2 separate regions of the Homo sapiens genome follow, and region 1 is linked to region 2. The links are chromatin contacts, found by Hi-C or POLR2A ChIA-PET in ENCODE. All regions are on one chromosome and are shown on one strand. The core of a region is the stretch at or near the end of the contact, and the rest is flanking DNA. Distances in the headings are between cores, read along the strand shown. Region 1 overlaps COTL1 (coactosin like F-actin binding protein 1). Region 2 overlaps MBTPS1 (membrane bound transcription factor peptidase, site 1).

Evidence for each region. Hi-C counts contacts between places; a loop is a spot of excess contacts on that map. ChIA-PET counts read pairs that join two places held with the same protein, here RNA polymerase II (POLR2A). Pooled maps may share reads with other maps.
Region 1: a map with no recorded cell type shows a loop between it and region 2 (5-fold over the local background). The contact joins two enhancer-like sites. A Hi-C loop is called at or near these places in 5 of 37 single-sample maps with no recorded cell type and 4 of 50 pooled maps. POLR2A ChIA-PET finds 5 or more read pairs at or near these places in 2 of 52 experiments (AG04449 and OCI-LY7).

The regions. Positions count from the first base shown.
Region 1 is chr16:84,590,670-84,595,625 of GRCh38, reverse strand. The region is part of intron 2 of COTL1 (coactosin like F-actin binding protein 1); the gene reads left to right. Among named protein-coding and RNA genes, the nearest start is that of COTL1, 25 kb to the left of the region's middle. RefSeq lists enhancers at 1,435-1,734, 4,800-4,956. Within about 2 kb of position 1,250, at least 18 of the 41 ENCODE cell types and tissues checked have a DNase peak (open chromatin) inside an H3K27ac peak, as active enhancers do; they include OCI-LY7, where a contact is called at or near this core.
Region 2 is chr16:84,087,587-84,091,478 of GRCh38, reverse strand. MBTPS1 (membrane bound transcription factor peptidase, site 1) reads left to right here. Exons shown (of 23, transcript NM_003791.4): 8 at 537-604. Among named protein-coding and RNA genes, the nearest start is that of MBTPS1, 27 kb to the left of the region's middle. Within about 2 kb of position 2,642, at least 4 of the 41 ENCODE cell types and tissues checked have a DNase peak (open chromatin) inside an H3K27ac peak, as active enhancers do; they include OCI-LY7, where a contact is called at or near this core.

The DNA.
Region 1 (4,956 bases), core at 1-2,500, 510 kb before region 2:
AGGGAGCCTAGGGCTCCCCACTGCTGATGTGGGGCTGTGACTGCCACTGGGGTTTGTGGACCCAATTTGTTCAGAAGAGGGAAAGTAACTAAACCAGGGATGAAGAACTAGCGATTCCCCTTCCACTGCCCAGTGTGAGGTCAAAAGGGACCGAGAACCTCCTTCAGGGTGAGCAGGGTTGGGGAGAGGCCTCCAGTCTGCCGGGCAGCTGCAAAAACGGTGCGCAGACCAACAGGTTTTCCGTCTCCGACTCAGCTGACCCGTCACTGTCGTGCCAGATCTCTAGCAGCAAACATTTGTAAGCATAACGTGACTCGGATTTTCAAAAACAGGCCTGTCAGCAATCTTGTTGACCAAACCATTGTCGGATAAGCACGCAGCAGTCACCTAGCAAACCACGTCCCTCTTTACCCCGCTCCCCCACGATCATTTAAATGACATCAGGCTGTGGTTCTGGAAGGTTCCCAGTGTCCTTGGGGTTGTGGGTGTAACTTACTTATTGTACATCTATCTTGTGCCAGGCCCTGGGCTGGTACTTGGGACACAGGGACAATGCCTGTGGTTCTTCAACAAGAATCTGTGACCCTCCGGGGGCAAAGGGTGTTGCCCAAGGTAGACCTGGGGAGGTCTGAAAGAGGGGAAGGGTGGATGTGGAGGGTTGGAGGTGCGCAGAGCATGGCCGGCATGTGGAGGCACTTGGCAGCCAGCAGAGAGGGCAGACGCTGGAAAAGCCATGGAGCTCCGCAGAGGAGCCAGCCAGAGCCGTGGGAGGGGGCGACACTGAGAAGAGAGAGAGGCTGGGAGAGCTGGCTCAGCCCGAAGCCTTGGCCATGGGCTGAACACATGGTTGAGGTCCCCAAAAACTGCGTTGGCCCAAAGCAGGGCTGGTAACTTACCTCCATGGAGGCTTGGGCCAGGGATGGGTAGTTTGGATCCAAGTCCGGGCTGACCAATGTGGAAATGGGAACCCGAGAGCGGTTACCATGGAAACACACTCACCGTGTTCTTTTGCTTGTGAAATGCAGTCGGAGGCGGATGTTCAGCCCCTCCTCCCCCTCAGGTCAAGGCTGCCATTTAATTAAGCACTTTGGTGTTGATGCTCTGACGACACTCCTCAAAACAGAGCCCTGGCTTCCCAGACACCACGGGGACTGCTGAGAAATGCTCTCGAGCTAAAGCGCTGCTCCCCCACACTCCAAGTCTGCACCAGCCGCCTGTGGCTGCGCACTTTGCACCTTACAAGTGAGGAACTGCCATCTCTTGCACCAGTCTCGTTTCCTGTGCGCTGTGGCCACCTGGCAGCCCCGCCCTGTGTCAGGAGCTTTAGGTTGGAGGTTCCACCCTGATGGGCTAGGTGGGTTTTGTAGCTTTCACTTTCAGTCATCATGGTCAACTGATAAGGGAGGCGTGAAATCACCCCATTTTGGAAGGATCCCAAATGTCTATCAACTGATGCACTGATAAGCAAAATGTGCTCTCTCCATGCAATGGAGTGCTGTTCAGCCATAAAAGGAATGAAGTGGTGACCCGCACATGCGGCAGCAGGGATGATCCTTGGAGATGTGACGCTGAGTGAAAGCCAGACCGCAGAGGCCACATAGCATATGAGTCCATTTCAATGAAATGTCCAGCACAGGCCAATCCATAGAGACAGAAAGTGGAAGAGTGGCTGCCAGGGCCTGGGGGAATGGGGTGGAGAATGGGGAGTGACTGTTCTTGAGGACGGGAGTTCTCGTTGGAGTGGTGAAATTAGATAGTAGCGATGATGGCACAACATTGTGAGTGTCCTTAAAGCCACTGAATTGGATGCTTTAAAGTGGTTAAAATGGCCGGGCGCGGTGGCTCACGCTTGTAATCCCAGCACTTTGGGAGGCCGAGGTGGGCGGATCACGAGGTCAGGAGATCAAGACCACGGTGAAACCCCGTCTCTACTAAAAATACAAAAAATTAGCCGGGCGTGGTGGCGGGCGCCTGTAGTCCCAGCTACTCGGGGGGCTGAGGCAGGAGAATGGTGTGAACCCGGGAGGCGGAGCTTGCAGTGAGCCGAGATCGCGCCACTGCACTCCAGCCTGGGCGACGGAGCGAGACTCCCTTCTCAAAAAAAAAAAAAGTGGTTAAAATGGTGAATTTTGTTATGTGACTTTTATCTCAATAAAGAAAAGAACGTGTTTTACAGGTGAGGCAGCCCAGGCTGATGTTTGGGAATTCAGGCACAGTCCCCGGGGCATGGGAGGTGGGGCCCTCACCCCTCGGGGTCTCCTGTGCCCTGGACTCCTCTGTCCTCACCTTCTCACATCCAGTTGGTCACCAGGCCCTGTGGATTCACCTGCGCAGTGTCCCTGAGACCATCCTTCCTTCTATCCCTGCTGCGTTGTTACCTACTGACCCCCAGATAGCCATGGCCTGGTGGGGCATTTCCCTGGAGAAAGGGGGCTGAGCACACACACCCAAGGTGTCCAGGCCCTTGGCTCTGGCCTCGTGTTGAGAGTCTGGCCACATCACGTGGCCTCTGAGCCTCCAGCCCTTATCAATGAAGGTGATTTGGATGTTGATGATGAAAGTGGCCATGACGTCTCTACCTCATCTGCCTCCCAGCGTTGTTACAAAGACCAAATGAGATGAAATAGAAGCATGTTTTGTAAACTGAAAAGTGGTGTGCCAATGTGAGTGGTGATGACGATCAGTTTCCTTTAAGAAGTAAGTGTTGTGGAGTCCCTGACCCTGGACTGCAGCTAGGATCACGCATTCATGGTCTGCTGAGAGCTGCGTGTTCCTTAGCTCCCGGGGACAAATGGATGACCCGTTAGACCACCCGGCTTCTTGTTGAAGGCGAACGTGCTGGTTACCCCCTCCGGTTTTGAGATAATCACCAGGAAGTGAGCTTGTCAGCTGCAGGCCAGTATCTCCTGTAGACAGGTGGTTTGTGTCCTTGGGTCTTGGTGCTAACCTACATGCTTCGTGCGGGACTCTGCAGGGACGTACTTAGATTCTAGGAAGAAACGCAGATTGATTTTTTTTTTTTTTTTTAACTCAGTGTGATCCTTTGACCAGTAGCATCAGCATCACTGGGAAGCTTCTTAGAAGCGTAGACCCCAGAGCTGTTTAATCAGAAGCTGCGTTTAAGATTTCCCCAGTGATTCAAATCCACACAATGTTTGAGAAGCAAACATATCGCTCTACGATATCATTAGGTGCCTGAGAAACCCTCACACCAGCAACTAAACGCCCTGAGAGAGCATCAGTTTATGCAAGTGGCTAATACAAGGTGAATGACTCCAAACCAGTGGCATCCCTATGTGCCAGCAACCACCACTTAGGAATTGTAATGAGATCTTGGTGATAATGGCAGTTAAAATATGAACTGTTTGTGAAGTAAGCTGAATAAGGATATGTGATCCCCTCAAGAGGCACAGAACTTTGTTGGAAAACACAAAAGGGGTCCCAATTAAATGGGGACACCAACGGTTTACAGCAGAGGTTCTCAACTGGGGGTGTTCTGCCCCCTTTGGAGGACATCTGCAATGTATGGAGGCATTTTTGTTTGTCATAACTGGTGGGGCCAGGTGAGGGGTGCTGCTCAGCACCCTGCAATTTACGGGATGGTTCCTACCAGAGAGAATGATCTGGCCCCAGATGCCAGTTGAGCTGATGTTGAACAATTTTGGTTTATCCTAGTGGGGTACACATGCACCCGCATGCACACGCACACACATGCAATGCACACATACACATGCACGCACATATTTTTATTTTATTTTATTTTATTTTATTTTATTTTATTTTATTTTATTTTATTTTATTTGAGACAGGGTCTCAGTTGGCCACCCAGGCTGGAGTACAGTGGCGTAATCTCTACTCAACTGCAGTCTCAACCTCCTGGGCTCAAGTGATCCTCCCACCTTAGCCTCCCTGGTAGCTGGGACTACAGGTGCCTGCCACCGTGCCCAGCTAATTTTTTGGTTTTTTTTTTTTTTTTTTTTTTTTTTTTTTTAGAGAGGTGATTTCTCCATGTTGCCCAGGTTGGTCTCAAGCTCTTGGGCTGAAGTGATCCTCCCACCTTTGCCTCCCAAAGTGCTGGGATTACAGGGGTGAGCCACCATACCTGGCCAATACACACATCACTTTAAAAATTCAAAAAATCAGGCTGGGCGCGGTGGCTCACGCCTGTAATCCCAGCACTTTGGGAGGCTGAGGCGGGTGGAATACAAGGTCAGGAGATCAAGATTCATCCTGGCTAACACAGTGAAACCCCATCTCTACTAAAAATACAAAAAATTAGCCAGGTGTGGTGGTGGGCGCCTGTAGTCCCAGCTACTCGGGAGGCTGAGGCAGGAGAATGGTGTGAACCCTAGAGGCCAAGCTTGCAGTGAGTCGAGATCGCGCCACTGCACTTCAGCCTGGGCGACAGAGCGAGACTCTGTCTCAAAAAAAAAAAAAAAAATTCCAGAATATCAAATGATATTTTGATAATACAGAGCAGTGGAGGGTGGGGGAACTTAGCATAGTGGATTGTGAAACAAATTTTAAAGTCATGATAATAAAAACAGTGTGGCATTGAAATAAAACTTAATGTGGATCAATGGAACAAAATAGCCCTCAAAGCCATTTTAATAAAAATGACTATATAAGATAGAACAAGCATAACACAGCCAATGGAAATGTGTTCAGAATTCATTGTTGACCTAATTGCCCTAGTCATAAGTGAAATATCCTCGGAGCCATATCCCGGGCCAAATTAAGAGCCATTTTCTTTGTTTCCTCTTCATACCCAGCACCCCCCTTGCCCCTCCTGTCTCTCTACAGTGTAGAGTCTCATTCCAAACTGCAAAGATTGAGGCAAAAAGAGTTGATGAATTTCTGGTCTACAAAGAGGATGAATTTCTGGTCCCTAAATAAGATCCATAATTTGAGCCTTTTTAAATTTTTATTTTTAAATTTTTTTTGGCTGGGCCCTGG
Region 2 (3,892 bases), core at 1,393-3,892:
GTTTTATTCTTGTTGGCCAGGCTGGAGTACAATGGCACAGTCTTGGCTCACTGCAACCTCCGCCTCCCAGGTTCAAGCGGTTCTCCTGCCTCAGCCTCCCAAGTAGCCGGGATTACAGGTGCACACCACCATGCCCGGCTAATTTTGCTATTTTTAGTAGAGACGGGGTTTCACCGAATTGGCCAGGCTGGTCTCCAACTCCTGACCTCAGGTGATCCACCCACCTCAGCCTTTCAAAGTGCTGGGATTACAGGCGTGAGCCACCATGCCCTGCCAATTCTTTCTTACCTAAACATGCAATTCGTGTTTTCCTCAAAGTGACTAGAAAGTCAGCATCTGCTCTGTGCACTGCGTGCTTCTCCGTCCCGGGTGGTATCCTCTAAAAATGCAAGTTGCCAGCACATCCGCCTTTATAATGGGCCAGTGCTGCTTTTTTAGAACTGTTTTTAGACGTTGTGTATGGTTTTTTTTTTTTTTTTGACAGTTATATGTTTAATGAAAGGGATACTTTCATTAAATAAATGCTCCTTTTGTAGGTGTGGGAATTAACAGCTAACAATGTAATCATGGTTTCTGCTATTGGCAATGACGGACCTCTTTATGGGTAAGTAGCCCCAGCAGGGATGACCTCGGGGATTTTTTCCCCCTTAAATAACTGAAAAATTGTTATCTGTTTGTGTATCTACCTATGGTTACTTGTTTATGTCTGTCTAAAACTTGTCTTAAGGATGTTTTCCTCATGTAAAAAAATACTATAGGATGTAGATGAACACCCAGGTACTCACCACTCACCTCAGCAGTTGTCACCTCAAGGCCGGTCTTCCTTCTATTTATATATTTTTAAAATTTTGTTACAAATAGTAATTTAGAGGCCTAAAGTTTTTATTCTAACTACTTTTTTTCCCCAAAAATCAATCAGAAAAGTGAATCTATTAGGGATTCTGCAGTGTTGATGAGATCTGTGTGCAAAGCATCCGGGTAAAGAGGCAAACGGAAGAGGTTTCTGCCTCTCTCTGAAAGAGCAGGTGCGAGCACAGTGACACTCATTCACAGGGGAAGTGCTGGCGGGCCTAACGGCAACATGGCCGGTGCTTTGGGAGTTGATGAGAGGGATCATTTAGGAGGGAGGCAGGGAGGACAGTGTCACAGGGGGGCCTTTGTGCTAAACTTAAGCAGCGTGAGATGCGAAACATTTGCCACTGAATCCCAGCCAGTACGCTCCTGTCTGGTTAGAGGTCTCAGTTTTCTTTCCACCAGCAGCTTCATTTTATTCTCTAGATAATGTTTATAAGTCATTTCTTGTGCTCGAAGTTTCTGTAGGATGCTTTACACAAATCCAGGGCATAAGACAAGGTGAAGCTATGTGAAGTTCATGTTTGCATATCAGAAAACGTGAATATTGGCATTCATAGGACTCTAGCCTAATAGTTGAGTAAATGATCGTGAACCTTGTTAGAGGTCCAGGGTTCTGGATTTTGCTGTCGCATCAGTGATACGTATCATGAGCCATAGATGTAAGTGGCATGAACATACCCTCGCTATAGCTCTGCCATGACAAACACCAGTTATTAAGTCATCTCGTCAGGTGTTCTTGTCTCCCTTTTAAATGTTCCTCCCATTTCTGATGTCCCCACTCAAGGCTGGCACTCATCGGTTCAGAGTCACCAGGTGTCAGTGTTTCCTAGCCTGTTTTCCAATCTTGAGTCTTTTCCCACCCCAGCTCTTCCAGCATGGACATGGGTGAAACTAGGTGTGGAAGCAGACAGGTCCGACCTGCCACTTACGGCTGAGGCACCGTCACTTCTCTGAGCCTCAGCTCCCTCACCTGTGATGGGAGTAGAGAGCAGCCTGCAGAGTACCTATGAGACTGAAATCAGACAGCAGGGGGAGAGCACCATGAATGCTGATGATGCTCTTTGAATGGAAGCTGCTCTTTTTCTTTTTTGTGCGTATTTCTACTGTTCAAACATATATTGTAGCAGTTTTCTAATCAAGAATCTGCAGCAGTTTATTATTGCCTAATAGATGAAATCCACATTTTTCTTTTGTTTTTCAAGGTCTTCAGTATTCTAGGCTGAATTGCAAACTTTTTCTGTAAAGGGTCAGATAATAAATATTTTAGGCGTTATTGTGTGAAAGCAGCTGCGGGTGATATATGTGTAAATGAACATGACTGTGTTCCAGGAACGCTGTATTTGCAAAAACAGGTGTGGGCCTGGTTTGGCCCATGGGCCGTAGTTGGCCAACTCCAGCCACAATCTCAGTTCACCTTGATCTTCCACTTCCCCATGTACACCTTCCTGGAATGAGTGTCCTCCTTCTGTTTCTCTCAGGTCTTCCGCACCCCATCCCTCTGCCCATCCTCCTGGCCATACCTGTCTGGATTCCCAGCTCTTTCGCATGCTGTTCGGACTGTTTTGTCACACGCTGGCTGCCGTTCTGAAACCCTGTGGCTTTTGTGGGTGGTTGCACTCCGTAGCTTCTTACCAGAGTTGTGAGTTTATGGTGTGTTGAAGGAGCAGAGCCTTGCCAGGAAGGCCCCATCTCCACCTTGTGTGTACGCTCATGCTGCCTCACACAGACCTGGCCACCTGCTGGCTGTTGAAGTGACAGAACGTGGCATGTGATCACGGCAGCCCAGCTTGTGGTGGGTGTGGTTTTTTCTGCTTGGGCATCTGGTGGGACTGCTTCCAGGGCTGGTCTGAGGACAGTAACATGCATACGTCAGCCCCTCTGGGAATGAGGCACACATCCTCCGGTCCCCTTTGCTGTGGTCTCTTTGTCTGGGTCCTGTGCCCTTGGTGCTCCTAGACTCTGTGGTGCCAGCAAGCCTGCAGCCTCACGTCCCTCCTTTTCAATACCAGCAATGATTTCTTGATGCGTTCCCTTATTTTTTAAGGGTTTAAAGTACACTAAGCATTATAGGGCTTAGCAGGTAGAGGAGGGTGGGAAGGTGGTATTTTTTTGGTCAACTTCAGTGGGAGTTTCTGTCAGTGACTTCTGTACCAGCCTCTGCTCCTTGAGTTCCTGGGAATGTGTAAACATCTAGCATCAGTCATCAGAAAATCATTATTCGTTCCTCTGAATGACCAGCTGGTAGGATATTGGTGGCCAGTGGGCTGAGGAGGCAGTACCACTTTTTCTCGGTGTGTTGGGAATTGTCAGTTAAAAACACACTCTAGAAGGAGAACTTCATGCTGCTATTATCTCTTAAGCCACTTGGAATCAGTTGTATGTAGTTGTTGATTTGTCAAAGAGTTCATTTTTTTTGGTAGTGGAGCCATAATAAAGCTTAGCAATGCAGTTTTATAACTGAGTGTCTCATATTTTCAAATGGTTCATCTTTATCTTGACTTTACGGTTTACACATTTTTGCCATTATTTATTTCACTATAATTTCTTTGCAGATCTAGTGCACTTAAGGTATTGGAGAGACTCTAAGGAGCTCAAGATTACAGAGTAATGATAGTCCTTCTACAGTTCCCTATGAGGAGGGTAGAACACCACCACAGGTCAATCGAAAACTTACCACTTCCTGACCTTGGCAGATGTAAATGTGTGGTTATGGTTTCTTCCAGGAGAAGTGTGTGATTTAGCTGGGGAGTTAAGATGAATGTGCTGGGAACAATTTGAAAGTGATGTGAGAATGTGTCGTTAGGTGATAAATTGTGATTGTGTTAAGTGTTGTGAGGTTCAAGGCAAGTACAGATGCTTAAGGCTTGGATTGCTGGAGGGAAAACGTGAGCCTTGAGCCCCAGTGTGCCAAGTTGACAGGGAGGAGAAGAAAGGAGGGGCGTTGCAGGTGAGAGGGCGTAATGTGAGCACAGCATGAACGTGGCAGGATCATGCGTTTCACAGGACAGCCGTGAGGAGCTGCACACGTCTTCCCACA